Regions from separate parts of the Homo sapiens genome. Here region 2 is linked to region 1. A link is an interaction called in ENCODE POLR2A ChIA-PET data of the cell type or tissue named here. Cell type or tissue: CD4-positive, alpha-beta T cell. All regions are shown on one strand. Links, peaks and the distances in the headings refer to the core of each region. The heading gives the core; the rest is flanking DNA.

Evidence for each region. ChIA-PET counts read pairs that join two places held together with the same protein. Peaks named below come from ENCODE experiments on the same cell type or tissue, not always from the same donor. Only the 100,000 strongest peaks of a DNase experiment are listed, where the experiment ranks them.
Region 2: POLR2A ChIA-PET joins it to region 1 with 12 read pairs; 5 of 35 experiments call an interaction of 5 or more read pairs at or near these places.

What each region holds. Positions count from the first base shown.
Region 1 is chr7:44,610,832-44,620,824 of GRCh38, forward strand. All of the region lies in intron 1 of OGDH (oxoglutarate dehydrogenase), which reads left to right. Among named protein-coding and RNA genes, the nearest start is that of OGDH, 9.2 kb to the left of the region's middle. In CD4-positive, alpha-beta T cell, for the core only: no CTCF peak of the experiment used is centred there; DNase peaks (open chromatin) are centred at 4,490, 6,564, 6,946 and 8,060; H3K27ac peaks cover 3,022 bases.
Region 2 is chr7:44,858,064-44,868,056 of GRCh38, forward strand. No RefSeq gene overlaps it. Among named protein-coding and RNA genes, the nearest start is that of H2AZ2-DT, 15 kb to the left of the region's middle. In CD4-positive, alpha-beta T cell, for the core only: no CTCF peak of the experiment used is centred there; no DNase peak of the experiment used is centred there.

The DNA of each region.
Region 1 (9,993 bases), core at 640-8,639:
CTCCTGACCTCGTGATCGACACCCCCTTGGCCTCCCAAAGTGCTGGGATTACAGGCGTGAGCCACCGCGCTCAGCCCCTTTTCATCTTCTTAACGGGGTCTTTTGCAAAGCAAAAGTTTATAATTTTGATGAGGTCTGGTTTACCAATTTTATCTTTTGTTAGATTGCTTTTGGTGTTGAGTTGAAGAACTCTTTGCCTAGCCCAAATTCCTGAAGATTTTATCATATGTATTTTTCTAAATTTTTTTTTTTTTTTTTTTGGAGACACGGTCTTACTCTGTCACCCCAGGCTGGAGTGCAGTGGCATGATCACAGCTCACCGCAGCCTCAACCTCCTGGGCTCAGGTGATCCGGTGATCCTCACACCTCAGCCTCCTGAGTAGCTAAGAGTACCGGAGTCTGCACCATGCCTGGCTAATTTTTGTATTTTTTGTTTTTTGGTTTTTTGAGACGGAGTCTCGCTCTGTCGCCCAGGCTGGAGTGCTGGAGTGCAGTGGCACGATCTCAGCTCACTGCAACCTCCGCCTTCCGGGTTCATGCCATTCTCCCACCTCAGCCTCCTGAGTAGCTGGGACTACAGGTGCCCGCCACCATGCCCGGCTAATTTTTTTTTTTTGTATTTTTTAGTAGAGACGGGGTTTCACTGTGTTACCCAGGATGGTCTCGATCTCCTGACCTCGTGATCCCCCCCGCCTCGGCCTCCCAAAGTGCTGGGATTACAGGCGTGAGCCACCGTGCCTGGCCTAATTTTTGTATTTTTTGTAGGGACGGGTTTTGCCATGTTGCCCAGACTGGTCTCAAACTCCTGGGGTCAAGCAATCCTCCCACCTTGGCTTCCTGAAGTGCCAGGATTACAGGCGTGAGCCACTGCGCCTGGCCACTTTTATAAAATTTTTAAATTTTACATTTAAATCTATGATTCATTTAGACTTAATTTCTTTTTTCTTTTTTTTTTTATGTTTTCACTTTATGGTACTTTTTGATGAACAGTTTTTAATTTTAATGTAATTGATATAAATTTAGTCTTGTGGCCAGCTTTTTTTGAGTCCTAAAGACTCAAGATCAAATAGATATTCTAAAAGTTTTAATGTTTTTTTTTATTATTATGCTTTAAGTTCTGGGGTACATGTGCACAACATGCAGGTTTGTTACATATGTATACATGTGCCATGTTGGTGTGCTGCACCCATTAACTCGTCATTTACATTAGGTATATCCATTTGGAGTTAATTTCTGTATGTGGTTTAAAGTTTGAGTGTTTTTTGGTTTTTGTGGGGGGTTTTTGCTTATGAATATCTAACCAGCACCGTTTGTTTGAGAAGACTGTTTTTCTTCCATTGAATTGCTTTTGCACTTTCGTCAGAAATCACTTGGCTGTACTTGTGTGACTCTGTTTCTGATTCTCTGTTGCATTCCATTGATCTTTGTGTCTATCCCATCACCAATACCGAGAGTTTTTATTATTGTAGCTCATAAGAAGTCTCAAAATCGGATAGATTGATTTCTCTCACTTCTTTTTCAAAATTGTTTCAGCTAATCTAGTTCTTTTGCCTTTCTTTTTTTTTTCTTGTGACGGAGTCTTACTCTGTTGCCCAGGCTGGAGTGCAATGGGCATGATCTCGGCTCACTGCAACCTCTGCATCCTGGGTTCAAGCGATTCTCCTGCCTCAGACCCCCGAGTAGGTGGGACTACAGGCATGCACCACCACACCCTGCTAATTTTTTTTATTTTTAGTAGAGATGGGGTTTCACCATGTTGGCCAGGCTGGTCTTGAACTCCTGATCTCATGATCCACTCGCCTCGGCCTCCCAAAGTGCTAGGATTACAGGCGTGAGCCACCACGCCTGGCCACCTTTCTTCATTATACTTATTTATTATTTTTGAGGCAGGGTCTTACTCTGTCACCCAGGCTGGAGTAGAGTGGCATTATCACAGCTCACTGCAGCCTCTACTTCCAGGCTCAAGCAATCTTGCTACTTCAGCCTCCTGAGTAGCTGGGACTGCAGGCACGTACCACCACGCCTGGCTGTTTTTTTTCTTTTCTTTTCTTTTCTTTTCTTTTTTTTGAGACGGAGTGTCACTCTGTCGCCCAGGCTGGAGTGCAGTGGCGCGATCTCGGCTCACTGCAACCTCCGCCTCCTGGGTTCAAGCAATTCTCCTGCCTCAGCCTCCTGAGTAGCTGGGACTACAGGCACGTGCCACCAACGTAATTTTTTTGTATTTTTAGTAGAGACAGGGTTTCACCATGTTAGCCAGGATGGTCTCGATCTCCTGACCTCGTGATCCACTTGCCTCTGCCTCCCAAAGTGCTGGGATTACAGGCATGAGCCACTGCGCCTGGCTTGTTTTTGTTTTTGTTTTTTGAGACAGTCTCACTTTGTCGCCCAGGCTGGAATGCAGTGTTGTGATCTCGGCTCACTGCAACCTCTGCCTCCCAGATTCATGTTATTCTCTCACCTCGGCCTCCTGAGTAACTGGGACTATAGGCACCCGCCACCACACCTGGCTGTTTTGTTTGTTTGTTTATTTGTTTGTTTGTTTGTTTTGAGACGGAGTCTCACTCTGTCACCCAGGCTGGAGTGCAGTGATGCGATCTTGGCTCACCGCAAGCTCTGCCACCCAGGTTCACGCCATTCTTCTGCTCAGTCTCCCGAGTAGCTGGGACTATAGGCGCCCACCACCATGCCTGGCTAATTTTTTGTATTTTTAGTAGAGATGGGGTTTCACCGTGTTAGCCAGGATGGTCTCAATCTCCTGGCCTCGTGATCCACCCGTCTCGGCCTCCCAAAGTGCTGGGATTACAGGCGTGAGCCACCACGCCCGGCTATAATTTTTATATTTTTAGTCGAGATGGGGTTTCACCATGTTGGCCAGGCCGTTCTCAAACTCCTGACCTCAAGTCATCTGCCCACATCGGCCTCCCAAAGTGCTGGGATAACAGGTGTGAGCCACTGGGCCCAGCCACCTGGCTTTTTTTTTTTTTTTTTTTTGAAGATGGCATTTTGCTGTTGTTGCACAGGCTGGAGTGCCATGGCGTGATCTCAGCTCACTGCAACCTCCACCTCTCAGGTTCAAGTGATTCTCCTGCCTCAGCCTCCCGAGTAGCTGGGATTACAGGTATGTGCTGCCACTCCCAGCTAATTTTGTATTTTTAGTTGAGACGGGGTTTCTCCATGTTGGTCAGGCTGGTCTGAAACTCCCAAACTCGGGCCATCCGCTCGCCTCGGCCTCCCAAAGTGCTGGGATTACAGGCATGAGCCACGGCACCTGGCCTAGCTGTCTTTTTAAAATTTTTATTTTTTGTAGATATAGGGTCTTGCTCTGTTGCCAAGGCTGGTCTCAAACCCCTAGGCAAGCTATCCTTTCACCTCAGCCTCCCAAAGTGCTGGGATTACAGGCCTTTTTTTTTTTTTTTCTTGTGTATAATGCACCATTTCTCTCTGGCTGCCTTCAAGGTTTTGGTTTTTTTTGTTTTTTTTGTTTGTTTGTTTTTTGTATTGAGTTTTCTGAATTTGTTTATGATGTGTCTTGGTGTGCATTTATTTGGGTTTATTCTTCACGGGGTTCTTTATGCCTTTTGCCAGATTTGGGAGATTTGTAGCCATTATTTCTTTGAATGCTTTTCCAGCCCCTCCTTCTGCCTTCATCAGGGACTCCAATGACATTAATATTAGATCTTTTGTTATTTCCCTGAGGCCTTGTTCTGTCTTCAAGTTCACTGATTTCCTCTGTCTTTATTCTGCCCTTTAACCCATGCTAAAGCTTTTTTCTTTTGCTTAGTGCATTTTTCAGTTCTGAAATGTCTGTTTTGTTCTCTACATCTTCTCTTTGCTGAAACTTTATTTTTCATTTGTTTCAAGCATGTTCATAGTTGCTCGTGGAAGCATTTTGAGGATGCCTCTTTTAGAATCTTTGTCAGATAATTGTAAGTCTACGTCATCTTGGTATTGGTGTCTATAGATTGTCTTTTTTTGTTTGAAATTATCCCGGTTCTTTTGGTTCTTTTTTTTTTTTTTTTTTTTGAGATGAAGTCTCGCTCTGTCGCCCAGGCTGGAGTGCAGTGGCGCGATCTCAGCTCACTGCAACCTCCTGGGTTCAAGCGATTCTCCTGCCTCAGCCTCCCAAGTAGCTGGGATTACAGGCATGTGCCACCATGCCAGGCTAATTTTTGTATTTTTGTAAAGATAGGGCTTCACCATGTTGGCCAGGCTGGTCTTGAATTCCTGACCTCAAGTGATAACACCTACCTCAGCCTCCCAAAGTGCTGGGATTACAGGTATGAGCCACCATGCCCGGACAAGATTATCCTGGCCCTTGGTGTAAAGAGTGATCTTTGACTTGCAACCTGGACATTCTGGGTGTTATGTTATGGACTCTTGATCTTGTTTAAATCTCTAAGCAATGCAGGCTTCCTCTGCTGGGGCAGGGAGGGGCTGCTTCCTCACTGTTGCTGGTGCGGTGTCTGGGGGGAGGGATTCCTTGTTATTGCTGTATGACTGTAAGAGTTCCCCATTAGGCCTTGGTGACATCACCCTGCCTGGGAAGGGAGGGGTGCTGCTTCATTACTGCTGGATGGGATTGAAATCCAGACTCCCTACCTGGTCTCCACTATCTTATCAGGGAGTGAGTTGGAAGGGCTCATTATTCACCAGGTGGGGATGAAAGTCCCTGGTCCCTATTCTGACACCAGCTGAGTGGAGTGAGGATATTTCCTGTGGAATTTGGCCGCAGTAGAGCAATTGTTGTTTAAAACTTTAAAAGTTTTCCATCTTGCTGCTCTTTTCCTGGTCCTTTGGCTAGAGAGAACAGGTTTCTGTTTGTAGTTTTCTTTGTCTACACCTGTTGGCATTTCTGGGTTGTAGGCTTCTCGAGTACCCAGGTCTGAAACACATGAAGCATAAAGAAAATCAAGAACTCAGTGCTCGGCTGGGTGTGGTGGCTCATACCTGTAATCCTAGCACTTTGGGAGTCTGACACTTGAGGTCAGGAGTTCGAGGCCACCCTGGCCAACATGGCAAAACTGTCTCTATAAAAAATACAAAAATTAGCCAGGCATGGTGATGTGCGCCTGTAGTAGTCTCAGCTACTTGGGGGACTGAGGTGGGAGAATCACTTGAGCCTGGGAGGTCCAGGCTGCAGTGAGCCGAGATCACACCACTGCACTCCAGCCTGGGCAACAGAGCAAGACCCTGACAGAAAGAAAAAAAAAAAAAACCTCAATGCTCTTTCTTTGGGTCCTCTGGTTCCTAGCCAGTCTGCTTCCTTCTCTCCACCTTTCACAGTCTTGTTTTGTCTTAAATGTAACGCCTCATGTTTTTAGCTATATTTAGCAGGAAACACGTTTTATATATGCTTTAATGAGATGTTGAAAAATTGTCCTGCTTTCCATAAAGATTTAATAATTTACACTCTATCAATACCTTTTAAAAGTGCCTATTTATCTACACCCTCCCCAGTCAACCTGTTTATACCACATCAGTCATGGGCATCTCAGATGCTGTGGGGCCACGTCTCAGGGAAAGGGCAGAACAGTCTTCAGACCTATATACTGAAGCGTACTCAGGGATCTGATCAGGGAGGTGTCAGTCCCTACCAGTGGTGACCACCCATGATTGGTGAGCTAAATAGGCTTCTGTGCTAAATGATGGAGACAGCCTACTAATGTTTTGGAAGTTACCAGTTGACCGCCACTCCAAATTAGCTAATGTTTAGGTTTAAATATCTTGGAAACTTGAACTTTTTATATCACTAGTTTGCCTTTTTTCCTAGGCTACATATATATATGTATATATATATACACATGTTTATGTATATATACACATATATATACGTATATACGTATATATACACATATGTATATGTATATATATACACACATGTTTATGTATATATACACATATATACGTATATAAGTGTATATGTGTATATATATACACGTATATGTGTATATGCATATATATATGTGTATATATATGCATATATACGTATATATGTGTATATATACACATATACGTGTATATATATACACATATATATATACGTATATATATATGTATATATGTGAGCCGAGATCGCGCCACTGCACTCCATCCTGGACGACAGAGCGAGACTCCTTTCGGAGCTCTGGAGTCTCACTCTGTCGTCCAGGCTGGAGTGCAGTGGCGCGATCTCGGCTCACAGTAACCACCTCCCGGGTTCAAGCAATTCTCCTGCCTCAGCCTCCCAAGTAGCTGGACTACAGGCACCCGCCACAATGCACAGCTAATTTTTTTGTAGTTTTAGTAGAGGCGGGGTTTCAGCATGTTGGCCAGGCTGGTCTCAAACTCCTGATCTCAGGTGATCCACCCACCTCGACCTCCCAAAGTGCTGGGATTACAGGCATGAACCACCATACCCAACCATTTCTTTAGTCATAGATATACCTTCAAGTTTTCAAAGTGCTTTCATATTTGTGTTACAATTACAAAAAGACATTATGAGGGGGTTAGGAGTAATTACTGTCTCCACTTTATGGCCCAGGAAAGCTCACACAGTGACTTGGTGTCACGTGGTCTCTGTTGGCCCAGGAAAGCTCACACAGTGACTTGGTGTCACACGGTCTCTGTACCTGCAGGCTCAACAATTGTTTCCATCTAGCAATGAAAAAAAACTTTACAGTTTAAAAGTAATCCTCACTACTTCCCTCAGCTTATATGTAATGAGGTGTCACTAGTGAAAGATAATAAATTCTTTGAGATTCTCAGCCAATAAGGGAGAATTGATATCTGTACTCTGTACATGAGTTCTTTGTATTACTACTAAAACAAAAATAATTGCAGGCATGAGACAACAGCCATAGGTCTGTAGCAAATGTGTTCATGATTCATCAGAAGAATTGAGTCTGAAACTGAAAAAAAGAAAGTGGATGAGTTGTCCTTTAAAATGGTTGCCAGCTAACACTCATAGGGTTTAAGGATCATGTAATGATGTGTGGGTTTTTTTCCCTCAAAGACTTATTTACTGAGAAACAGCAGACTGTTTTTGCTAGGTCTTGCCTTTTTAATCACCCCCCTACCTAGCCAATGTCATATTGATAGGCGTCAGTAGTTGGTTTATTTCCCTCATTCTTTGTGCCCTGGGATAGGGTACCTCCTACCCAACTGGGGAAATTCGAGGCATAGACCTCGAAGGCTTCATATTTCAGACAGAACCCTATTTAAGTATATCGTTTCCTAAGGGCAGGGCGTTTAACACCTAAAAACTAATTTTCCTTTGGTTTTTACTTTTTTTCTTTGTACAACTTATTTTTCCCAAATGTATGTGTTTATTTTTGCATCTTGAAATTAATGGATTACAACTTGTATCATTTTTGTGTACAGTGATAAGTTCAGTTACATTTTTTCTTACACATTAAAAAAATAACTTTATTGAGACATAATTCACATACCATACAATTCACTCATTTAAATTGTAAGGTGAATGTTTTTCAGTATATTAGAGGGTTGTGACACCATCAGCACAATCTAGTTTTAGAGCATTTTCATCCTCTCCTCCCAAAAAGAAAGCCCTATGTCCATTGAGTTACTCCTCATCCTTCCCTCATTTCTCTGCCCCAGCCCCAGGCAACCACTAATCTACTTTCTCTCTGTATAGATTTGCCTATTCTGGAATGTGATATTATTATCGTATATGGGTTTTTGTCCATGATTCCTGGTTCCATAGTTCTTGTTATTTCCTAAGTAACTAAAATAAGCATGTATTTTGTTAAAGTATTTCTCCTTGGTTCCTGAAGTAGCTTCCAAACAGCTTCAGAGTGATAAAGGTGGAAGTCTTTTGTTACAATGTTGGGGTGCTTTAGGCCCCAGAAACAGGCCTGTGGCACTCCTTTCACCTGCTGCTTTTTCTCCCCAAGGGAGGCCATAGAAACTAAAAATATACTCTAATATTCCTCCACTGTTCTGTCTTGGAGCCGGCAATAAAGAAATTCTCTGACCTACCTTGTCTGATTGTAGGTCACAAGACACCCACTTCAGGAGTCCTGCCTCACACCCACAGGAAGGAATCCTGCACAGAGAGGCCAAGAAGAATCTGAACAAACAGGCCTGGCTGGGTTTCCCCACTCGGTCTGTTGGTATTAGATCATACCCTTTTTGCCTGATCACCTATCTACATGGTTATCTATGCTTCAGTCATGCATATCCAATGAAGTCTCCATAAAAGGCCCAAGAGGATGGGGTACGGAGAGCTTCTGGATAGCTGAACATGTGGAGATTCCTGGAGGGTGGCATGCCTGGGGAGGGTATGGAAGCCTCCTTACCCCATCCTACACCTTGACCTGTGCAACTCTTAATCCACATCCTATGTTATATTCTTTGAAAAAAACAGTAGATGTAAGTAAGTGTTTCCTGAAATTTATTGAACCAAAGGAGGGGGTCATGGGATCTCCAGTTTCTAGCTGGTTGGCCAGAAGTACAAGTAAGACAACTGGGGGCTTGCGATTGACATCGGAAGTAGGAGGCAGCCTTGTGGGATTGAGCCCTTGACCTGTGGTATCTGATGCTGTCTCCAGGTAGGTAGCAGCAGAATTGAATTGCTTATTGGTAGGGAGAATTCCCCACACATTTAGTCACAGAAATCTTCTGTGTTGGTTGTTGTGTGAGAGCAGAGGAATAGACTCATAATATGTCTTTTGCGTCTGCTGCTTTTTACTGAGCATAATGTTTTCAAGGTTCCTCCAGGTTGGAGCATGCACCAGCACTTCCTTAGTTTCATTGCAGAATGCTGTTATATTCTATAGATATAACACGTTTTGCTTATCCATTCGTCAGTGATGGACATTTGAGTTGTTTCTACTGTTGTTTCTACTGTTTCAACTGTTGTTGCTCATAGCAACAATAATGCTGCTATGAGCATTTGTGTACAAGTTTTTTTTGTGGACATACATTTTCATTTCTCTTGATTATATATCTAGGAGTGTAATTGCTGTGTTATATGGTGACTTTATGTGTTTATTGGCTGTTAGTATATCTTCTTTGGACAAATATCTATTCAAATCCTTTACCTATTTTTTGATTGGGTTGTCTTTTTACTGTTGCATTATGAGAGTTCTTTATATATTCTGTATATAAGTTCCTTATCAGATAATTGCAAATATTTTCTCCCATCTATATCATTTCTTTCTTAATAAGTTCTTTGAAGCACAAAAATTTTTTGTTTTGTTTTGTTTTGAGACAGAGTCTCGCTCTGTCACTCAGGCTGGAGTGCGGTGGTGCGATCTCAGCTCACTGCAACCTCTGTCTCCTGGGTTCAAGGGATTCTCCTGTCTCAGCCTCCCAAGCAGCTGGGACTACAGGCATGCATGACCATGCCCAGCTAATTTTTGTATTTTTAGTAGAAACGGCGTTTCGCCATGTTAGCTAGGCTGGTCTCGAACCCCTGACCTCAAGTGATCCGCCTGCCTCAGCCTCCTAAAGCACTGAGATTACAGGCGTGAGCTACCGCTCCTGGCCAGATTTTTTATTTTGATGAAATCCAATTTGTGGTTTTTATTTTGTTGTTTATACTTGTGGTGTCATAACTAAGAATACATTGCTTGAATCAAGGTTACAAAGATTTACTTCATGGAAGTTATAAAACTTCTAAGTATCTTATAGTTTTGTCTCTTACATTCAGGTCTTTGATCCATTTTGAATTTTGTTTGTATATGTCTATGCAACTTCATTCCTCTTTAGACGTGGAACTCTAGTTGTCCCAGCACCTTCAGTTGAAAAGACTGTTCTTTTCCCTGCTGAATGGAGTTGGCACCCATTTAAATAGAAATATTCTTTTAAAGCAAGCTTGTCCAACTCCCAGCCCGTGGGCCACATGTGGCCCAGGACAGCTTTGAATGTGGCCCAACACAAGTTTGTAAACTTTGTTAAAACATTATGAGATGTTTTTGCGATTTTTTTTTTTTTAAAGCTCATCAGCTGTCGTTAGTGTTAGTGTATTTTATGTGTGGCCCTAGACAATTC
Region 2 (9,993 bases), core at 735-8,734, 250 kb after region 1:
CTGATACAGCATATGATTTTGTTTTGTTTTGTTTTTAAACTTTCTCTTATCAAAAACTTTAAGCTCATATGAAAGTAAAACAAATAGTGCAGTGAACCTGGCATCACTCAGCTACAATAATATCTCATGGCCTCTTTTACTTTATTTTATATTCTCATTTATTTTGCCCCATTTTCAACTGGGTATGTTGAAGTAAATTTAAAGTAAATTGGCAACAAATGTTTTTACAAGAAAATTGTTTCTTTAAAAAAAACTTGGGTCACTAGAATTTGTACAATGTGCATGCATTACCTATTTTATCCACTAGCAATGCACAAATGGAAAATGAAACTTTTTTTTTCTCTTGCAGAAATGTAACTTGTATATATTTTTTTCCTTTTTTTTTTTGAGCCAGAGTCTCACTGTGTCGCCCAGGCTGGAGTACAGTGGCAGGATCTTAGTTCACTGCAACCCCTGCCTCCCATGTTCAAGCGATTCTCCTGCCTCAGCCTCCTGAGTAACTGGAACTACAGGTACCCGCCACCATGCCTAGCTAATTTTTTTGTATTTTTAGTAGAGACGGGGTTTTGCCATGTTGGCCAGGCTGGTCTCAAACTCCTGACCTCAAGTGATCCGCCCGCCTTGGCCTCCCAAAGTGCTGGGATTACAGGCGTGAGCCACCCCACCCAGCCTGTTTCATCAAATTTATATGCTACAAAATAGTAAGCCCTCTCAATTTCACTCCATTCCAGTACAGAATATAATGGGTTTTTTTTGTTTTGTTTTTTGTTTTTTTTTGAGACAGAGTCTTACTCTGTCACCCAGGCTGTAGTGCAGTGGCTGCCATTTCAGCTCATTGCAACCTCTGCCTCTCAGGGTCAAGTGATTCTCCTCCCTCAGCCTCCAGAGTAGCTGGGATTACAGGCATGCGCCACCACACCCAGATAATTTTTGTACTTTTAGGAGAGACGAGGTTTCGCCATGTTAGCCAGGCTGTCTCAAATTCCTGACCTCACGTGATCTGCCAGCCTCAGCCTCCCAAAGTGCGGGGATTACAGGCATGAACCACCACGCCTGGCCAGAATATACATTTATCCAATTAAAAATGGAAGTTCATTGCTTCGAGAGGCTGAGGTGGGAGGATTGCTTGAACCCAGGAGTTCAAGACCAGCCTGGGCAACATAGCGAAACCCCATCTCTACAATAAATACAAAAAGTTAGCTGGGTGTGGTGGTGGTCCCTGCCTATAGTCCCAGCTACCCTGGAGGCTGAGGTGGGAAAATCACCTGAGCCTAGGAGGTTGAGGCTGCAGTGAGCCAAGATCGTGCCACTGCACCCCTGCCTGGTGACAGAGTAAGACCTGTCTCAAAAAAAAAAAAAAAAAAAAGTTGCATTACAAGATTTTTTCCATAAGCCAAGGTATTTCAGAGTGATTTATCATTATTTTTTCAAGCTTTCCCTGCTAGGGATCAAGTCTAATGTCTTCCTGTTTGCAAGTATTGCTCTCAACACTTTGCAACTTAGTAAGGGCTCATAAACCGAAGTTTCTTTCTTTCCTTTTTTTTTTTTCTTTTAGATGGAGTCTCACTCTGTCACCCAGGCTGAAGTGCAGTGGCATGGTATCAGCTCACGGCAACCTCCACCTCCCAGGTTGAAGCAATTCTCCTGCCTCAGCCTCCTGAGTAGCTGGAATTACAGGTGCCTGCCACTGTGCCTGGCTAATTTTTGTATTTTTAAGAAAGACTGGGTTTCACTATGTTGGCCAGGCTGGTCTTGAACTCCTGACCTCAAGTAATCTGCCTGCCTTGGCCTCCTGAAGTGCTGGGATTACAAGCCTGAGCCACTGCTCCCGGCCTGAAGTTTCTTTCTTTTTTTTTTTTTCAGAGTCGGAGTCTCACTCTGTCACCCAGGCTGGAGTGCAATGTTTCAATCTCAGCTCACTCCAACCTCCACCTCCTGGGTTCAAGCAATTCTCCTGCCTCAGCCTCCCAAGTAGCTGGGATTACAGACACCCACCACCATGCCCAGCTAATTTTTGTATTTTTAGTAGAGGCAAGGTTTCACCATATTGGCCAGGCTGGTCTCTTGACCAGGCTGGTCTCGAACTCCTGACCTCGTGATCCACCTGCCGTGGCCTCTCAAAGTGCTTGGGATCACAGGCATGAGCCACCGTGCCTGGCCGAAGTTTCTTATCATTCTATTCATTCAATGCTCAGATGAAAGGTTCCCAATTGATTTTAAATAAAATACTATCAGCTGGGCGCAAGTGGCTCATCTGAGGTCAGGAGTTGGAGACCAGCCTGGCCAACATGGTGAAACCTCATCTCTACTAAAAATACAAAAAATTAGCTGGGCGTTGTGGTGGACGTCTCCAATCCCAGCTACTCAGGAGGCTGAGGCAGGAGAATCGCTTGAACCCGGGAGGCGGAGGTTGCAGTGAGCTGAGATCACACCCTTGGACTCCAGCCTGGGCAACAAGAGTGAAACTCCTTAATCAATCAATCAATCAATCAATAAAATACTACCAAAATTTAGAGGCTTCATTTATCAAAAATTTCAGTATAGGATAGGTTGATTTTCAAAGGCTTAAACATTTCTAAAAAGGATGATGGGCAAAACCTGCCATGCTGAAGTGCTTTTTAAAAATTTATTTATTTTTATTATTATTTTTTTTTGAGACAGGGTCTCTCTCTGTTGCCCAGGCTGGAGTGCAGTGGTGCAATCATAGCTCTCTGCTGCCTTGAAGTCCTGGGCTCACATGATTCTCCTGCCTAAGCCTCCCAATTAGCTAGGACTACAGATGCCTGCCACAATGCTAGCTAATTACAAAAAAATTTCTTTTATATAGATGAAGTCTTGCTATGTTGCCCAGGCAGGCTGGCCTCAAGCGTTCCTCCCAGTTAAGCCTCCCAAAGTGCTGAGATTGCAGGTGTGAGCCGAAGTGCTTTTTAGATTCAACATCTACTTTATCACAGCAATTTTGTAGGTTAGTTACTCAAAACTTGTTAAAATTTGGCTACTACATCTTCTATTTTAGTTGGTAAAATAAAACAGCTTGCTTGGACATTATTATGAATTATATGTACACTACATCCAATTCCAAGTACATTTATCCTCCATTGATTTCCTAATTCATTAAATACATTTTTGTATTACCATGATCTGCTCCACCCAACTTTGTATTATCACAAATACAATTTTAATTGTTGAACTTAAAAAAAATTTTTTTTAAGTTCCTGGGTACATGTGCAGAATGTGCAGGTTTGTTGCATAGATAAACATGTGCCATGATGGTTTGCTGCACAAATCAACCCATAGCCTAGGTATTAAGGCCAGCATGCATTAGATCTTTTTCCTAATGCTTTCCGTCCCTGCAATGCTTCCCCGACACGTTCCAGAATTGTTGGACTTTTAAACTAATTTCATAGTAACATTAAAATATCAGATTGTTTTACTTCAACACTGATTAAAAGAATTGAGTGAAAAATTTGAAACTTACCAGAATTAATGAAGTCAATTTTTCTATTTGAACCTGAATATGTTACTGATAAAACTGGCATCACATAACTGGAAGTTCTATGTAGTAACATATATCTAGTCTAGTCTGCATATTAAGAGCCGTGGCTTCACTTTTTGTATGGGCATAAGAAAACTCTGAATTGAAGATGAGAAGATGAGTGAAATTAATTAAAAACAGTCAATTTATTTAAGTAAAAAGTCTTGCTTCACAGAGTGATTTGTAAGTGTACCTTCTGTATTAATTGTATTAATTAAATCATTGTCTCTGGGTAATTTTTTTTTTTTTGAGACAGAGTTTTGCTCTGTCACCCAGGCTGGAGTGCAGTGGCACAATCTCAGCTCACTCAATGTCTGCCTCCTGGGTTCAAGTGGTTCTCCCGCCTCAGCCTCCCAAATAGCTGGGATTACAGGCACCCGCCACTATGCCCAGGTAATTTTTGTATTTTTAGTAGAGATGGGATTTCACCATGTTGGCCAGGCTAGTCTTGAACTCCTGACCTCAAGTGATCCACCCGCCTCAGCCTCCCAAAGTGCTGGGATTACAGACATGAGTCACTGTGCCTGGCCTCTGGGTAATGTTTATTTAAGATAATTGCTAAATTTTGAAGTAGATGCAGAAACTTCTACAGAAAATTTATGTCTACTGGATTTCCTGTGGTTATTGATCTTTTTATTTTTTGAGACAGAATCTCGCCCTGTCACCCAAGCTGGATTGCAGTGGCGTGATCTTGGCTTACTGCAACCTCTGCCTCCTGGGCTCAAGTGATTCTCCTGCCTCAGCCTCCTGAGCAGCTGGGATTACAGGCGCCTGCCACCACACCTAGCTAATTTTTGTATTTTTAGTATAGATGGGTTTTCACCATGTTGGCCAGGCTGGTCTTGAATTCCTGACCTCAAGTGATCCACCAGCCTTGGCTTCCCAAAGTGCTGGGATTACAGGTGTAAGCCACCACGCCCAGCCTGGTTATTGATCTTGATATGGCATTGATAGTAAATGTCAACAAAAAATTTGTGCAGGTTATACACAGAAATGGAAATTCAGTATTCACTTAGGTATTTTTTTAGACACCTTTTAAGCTCATTATTGAAGAAAGGGCTTATTGCAAAATAAAAAAATTATCAAATAACAAATATAGATTTCTACCATACAATAAGTGGTAAAATAGTTGTAGCAAGAACGTTTAGAATTCTCTCTGTACATGGTTCATACATCACTAGCCTATCATTTATTACTGATCCCAGATAGCAGCCTGAAAAACTTCTCCAACCACCACAACTACAGAAGGAATGAGCTCTTCCCAGCCACTCCAAGTGCACTGTTTTGTCAGCAAGTGCTGTCCATGCTGACTTGAGAGGAAAATGTTATATTGAGTTTGGGAGGGTCAAGCACAGGGACGTCATTGCTGGTCTTTTTTCAAATTTAACCAGGTGTTCAAGCGAGAACTCTGTTCATTGAGCACAATACTAGACCATGACAAGCTAGGAATACAAAGTAGAGGTCTAGTAAGCTAATCCCTGCTTATTCTAGTAAAAGTAAAAATCATATTACCTTGTAAAGACTGAAAAATCTGGGACAAATGCTAAACTGATGGCATACTGAGACAACAGACAAAATGGGACTGTCCAAGGCAAATGCTACTCATGGTAACGAAGAGGATGGATAGAGACAGAGTTAGGATCAAGATTTCTCAATCTCCATTTTATGTTATTTCAATTATTATTTATTATTTTATTTTATATTTTATTTATTATTTTTTTGGAGACAGAGTCCCACTCTGTTGCCCAGGGTGGAGTGCAGTGGTACGATCTCTGCTCACTGCAACCTCTGCCTCCTGGGTTCCAGCAATTCTCCCACCTCAGCCTCCTGAATAGCTGGGATTATAGGCACCTGCCACCATGCCCAGCTACTTTTAAAAAAATTTTTAGTAGAGATGGGTTTTGCCATGTTGGCCATGCTGGTCTTGAACTCCTGACCTCAAGTGATCCACCTGCCTCAGCCTCCCAAAGTGTTTGGATTGCAGGTGTGAGCCATCGTGCCTGACCTGTTATTTCAATTTTGAACCATGCAAATGTATTATCTATTTTAAAGTTAGACTAAAAAAAGAAAAAAAGACATAGAATAGTGTATAGAATGCCAACATCTGTGGGCATCTGTTTATATAAAAAAAAAGACCTACTTATTTATAATTTACTTTATTTATTTATTTTTTTGAGATGGAGTCTTACTCTGTCACCCAGTCTGGAGTGCAGTGGCGCAATCTCAGCTCACTGCAACCTCTAGTCTCCTGGGTTCAAGTGATCGCCCTGCTTCAGGCTCCCAAGTAGCTAGGACTACAGGCATGTGCCACCATGCCTGGCTAATTTTTTTTTTTTTTCGTAGAGATAGGGTTTTACCATATTAGCCTGGTCTTCAACTCCTGAGCTCAGGTAATCCACCTGCCTCAGCCTCCCAAATTGCTGGGATTACAGGTATAATTTACTCTTTTTAAACTAGCAGTCTCCAATGTTTTTGGCACCAGGGACCGATTTCATGGAAGACAAATTTTCCATGTCCTAGGCGGGGGGATGGTTTGGGGATGATTCAAACGCATTACATTTATTGTGCAATTTATTATTATTACATTGTGATATATAATGAAATAATTGTACAATTCATCATAATGTAGAGTCAGTGGGAGCCCTGAGCTTGTTTTCCTGCAATTAGACAGTCCCATCTCAGGGAGGATGGAAGACAGTGACAGATCATCAGGCATTAGATTCTCATACAGAGCACACAACCTAGATCCATTGAATGCAAAGTTCACAATAGGGTTTGTGCTCCTATGAGAATCTAATGCCACTGTTGATCTGACAGGAGGTGGAACCAGTGGGAACTCAGGCAGTAATGTTCACTCGTTGGCTGCTTACTTTCTGTTATAGGCCAAGGACCCAGTACTGGTCTGTGGCCCAGGAATTGGGGAACCCTGTTTTTAGTTTTGTTTTGTTTTTTGAGACGGAGGCTTGCTGTGTCACGCTGGAATGCAGTGGTGCGATGTCAACTCACTGCAACTTCTGCCTCCTGGGTTCAAGCGATTCTCCTGCCTCAGCCTCCTGAGTAGCTGGGACTACAGGCACACACCACCATGCCCAGCTAATTTTCGTATTTTTAGTAGAGACAGAGTTTCACCATGTTGGCCAGGATGGTCTCAATCTTGTGACCTTGTGATCTGCCCTCCTCGGCCTCCCAAAGTGCTGGGATTACAGGCATGAGCCACTGTGCCCAGCCGGGAACACTGTTTTAAACAATATTCTGAGGCTCTTCATATTTTACTTGTAGTCAGTGAAGAGAAGATCTAAAAATAAGGAAATGCCTTTGTCATTCCAAGTACAAAATTTCTTAGCTTGCCATAAATGAAGAGGGTTAGAATATAAGTCCTCACTTAATGTCATTGATAGGTTCTTGGAAATGGAACTTTAAGTTAAATTGGTTTTTAACAAAACCAATTTTATCATAGGCTTGTGAAAGTTAGAGATACCAGGAAGAAATCACTTTTCTCAGACCCAGGCAAAGTAGGACCAGGAAGGTCTGAAGGAGAGGAGGCTCATGCTTGCATATCTGAAATAAGAACTGTTTCCAAGGACTTTCTAAAAATCCTTTCATATCCTTCACAAATCTCCTGCTTTGATAAGGTTTATCACTAGACATTCTTTAGGATTTCAGTAATTCGGTTAAGATGTTCTTGAAAGAACACTTGCATCTCCACCAAGGAACTGACAACTCTGGCTTTGAACCTCTGGAAGTGATGAACTCTGTTTCCAAGCAGCTTATGTAATCTCTTTTTGCTAATAAAAGCTCCCCTCACCCTTCCCTCACTAAATGCACTTGTAGCTTGCCATTTCATGCACTCTAGATTTCTTTCTTTTCTTTTTTTTTTTTTTTTTTGAGACAGAGTCTCACTCTGTCGCCCAGGCTGGACTGCAGTGGCGCGATCTTGGCTGACTGCAATCTCTGCCTCCCAGATTCAAGCGATTCTCCTACCTCAGCCTCCCAAGTAGCTGGGATTACAGGCGCATGCCACCATGCCTGGCTAATTTTTTTTTGTATTTTTAGTAGAGACGGGGTTTCGCTATGTTGGCCAGGCTGATCTCGAACTCCTGACCTCAGGTGATCTGCCCACCTCAGCCTTTCAAAGTGGTGGGATTACAGATGTGAGCCACTGCGCCCAGCTGCACTCTAGATTATAATCCTTATTTCTATTCCAGAGTAAACCCAACACCCAACATATTTAGAGTTAATTTTTTTCTAGTGTCTTTTTTTTTCAGGTTGACAGGGTAATTGATATAAACAAGAGTTAAGTTCCTACAGCATATTTCTGGTCACAAAAACATTACCAAACTTCTAAATAAAGACCCAAAAAGCTTCTAATATTAAACATTGAAATAAATTTGAGCTATACATACATTTAAGAAAGATTAATAAAAACAGGCTGGACACGGTGGCTCACGCCTGTAATCCTAGCACTTTGGGAGGCCAAGGTGGGCAGATCACCTGAGGTCAGGAGTTCAAAACCAGCCTGACCAACATGGTGAAACCCAGTCTGTACTAAACATACAAAAAAAATTAGCTGGGCATGGTGGCGCACACCTGTAGTCCCAGCTATGCAGGAAGCTGAGGCAAGAGAATTGCTTGAATCTGGGAGGTGGAGGTTGCAGTGAGCTGAGATTATGCCACTGCACTCCAGCCTGGATGACAGAGTGAGACTCCATCTCAAAAAAAAAAAAAAAAAAAAGATTAATAAAAACAAGTAGGATAATTATTTGCCTCATTTTTGGTGAATGAATGAGTGATGACTGTCACAGTGGGGTGGGTTAAATTAAGGAATAAATGTTTATAAAGCAAAATTTGTAAGGAATGGCCTCTGCTACCACACAGTTAAAAAACAATCACACATTTGGCAGGCTCACTGAGCAATTTCATTCCTCATTGTTCATTGCCTATTGTCATGCATTTGTATAATTATCATATTCTTTACCAATTTTTATTTTATAATAATTTGTATTCATTTATCCATACATTGATTTTCTAACCCATTTATTCCAGTTCAGGGTTGTGGGTGGCTGGAGCCTATCCTGGCAGTTGAGGGTACAAGGTGGGAGCCAATCCTGGACTGAATGCTATTCTACACACGGCACATGAACTCAGACTGGGACACTTTAGACATGCCAATGAACCTAACCTGCACATCGTTGGGATGTGGGAGGAGACCAGAGTACCCAGAGAAAACCCACACAGTCATGGAGAGAAGGTGCTCTAGAACACACCCCAGCAATGATGTCAGGCGTAGCCTCAGAGGGTGGATGGGAGCAGCTTGCAGGGAAATTGAGAGAGCTGGCTCCACTCCCAAGCCCCCCTTCTTTTGAGACAGGGTCTCATTCTGTTGACGAGGCTGGAGTGCAGTGGTATCATCATGGCTCACTGCAGGCTTGATCTCCCAGGGTTGGGTGATCCTCCCACCTCAGCCTTCCAAGTAGCTGGGACTACAGGCACATGGCACCATGCCTGGCTAATTTTTTATATTTTTTAATAGAGGTGAGGTCTCACCATGTTGCCCAGGCTAGTCTTGAACTCCTGAACTCAAACGATCCACCCACTTCAGCATCCCAGAGTGCTGGGATCAGGAGCCACCTGCCTGGCCCTGGCTCCCTTAAAGTGTGACCTTTGAAGGCAAAATGGTAGGTACAATATAAAACACTGCAACAAACCCTGATAATTCCCACGCTTGTTTCTATCCTAAGTCTTGCCCACAAAAGAGAAAACCTATAGCTGACAAAGGTTTGGGAGAGTTCAGCAGGTGTAATCAAAATAGAGTTTGCAGTCCCCACCAGAAAAGATGTGGTGTCAGATGAGGAGCAGATAAATGAGAGCACTGCTCTGATGAGTCACTTGCCTAAGTGATGTCACCAGCTGGGTTTTCACTGCCAGAAAATCAGCAGCTGCTGGACTAGAACATTCCACATCGCTGACAACAGCTCTTCTTCCTTCAGAAGTTTGTTTTCTGCCATTCTGCCAGAACACCTAGCATGCTTTCTCTTTTTATGTTATTTATACTAGAAGGTGAGGAACCTGCCTTTATGTTCTGAACTATGCATGATAGAGGACCCAATTAAAAAAAAAAAAACTCTTTCAGAATTCCAAGCCAAAGCTTCAAGGCCAGAAGCAGCTAGATGTAAATAAGGGCAGGGATTTTTTTATGCAGAGAAACAACTCACTTAAGGTCATACAACAAGCCAGTAAAGACAATACATTTTCTTATTCTTAAACTTAGCCATCATCTCATAAGGCCAATTGGATCCCAGTACTCCTTCATCCAGTGAATTATCAGCAGAGAATCACTTCATTTAGTGACTTGTTCATTTTATTTATTTATTTTTTTTGAGACGGAGTCTAGCTCTGTCACCTCGCCCAGGCTGGAGTGCAGCAGTGCGAATCTCGGCTCACTGCAGCCTCCACCTCCA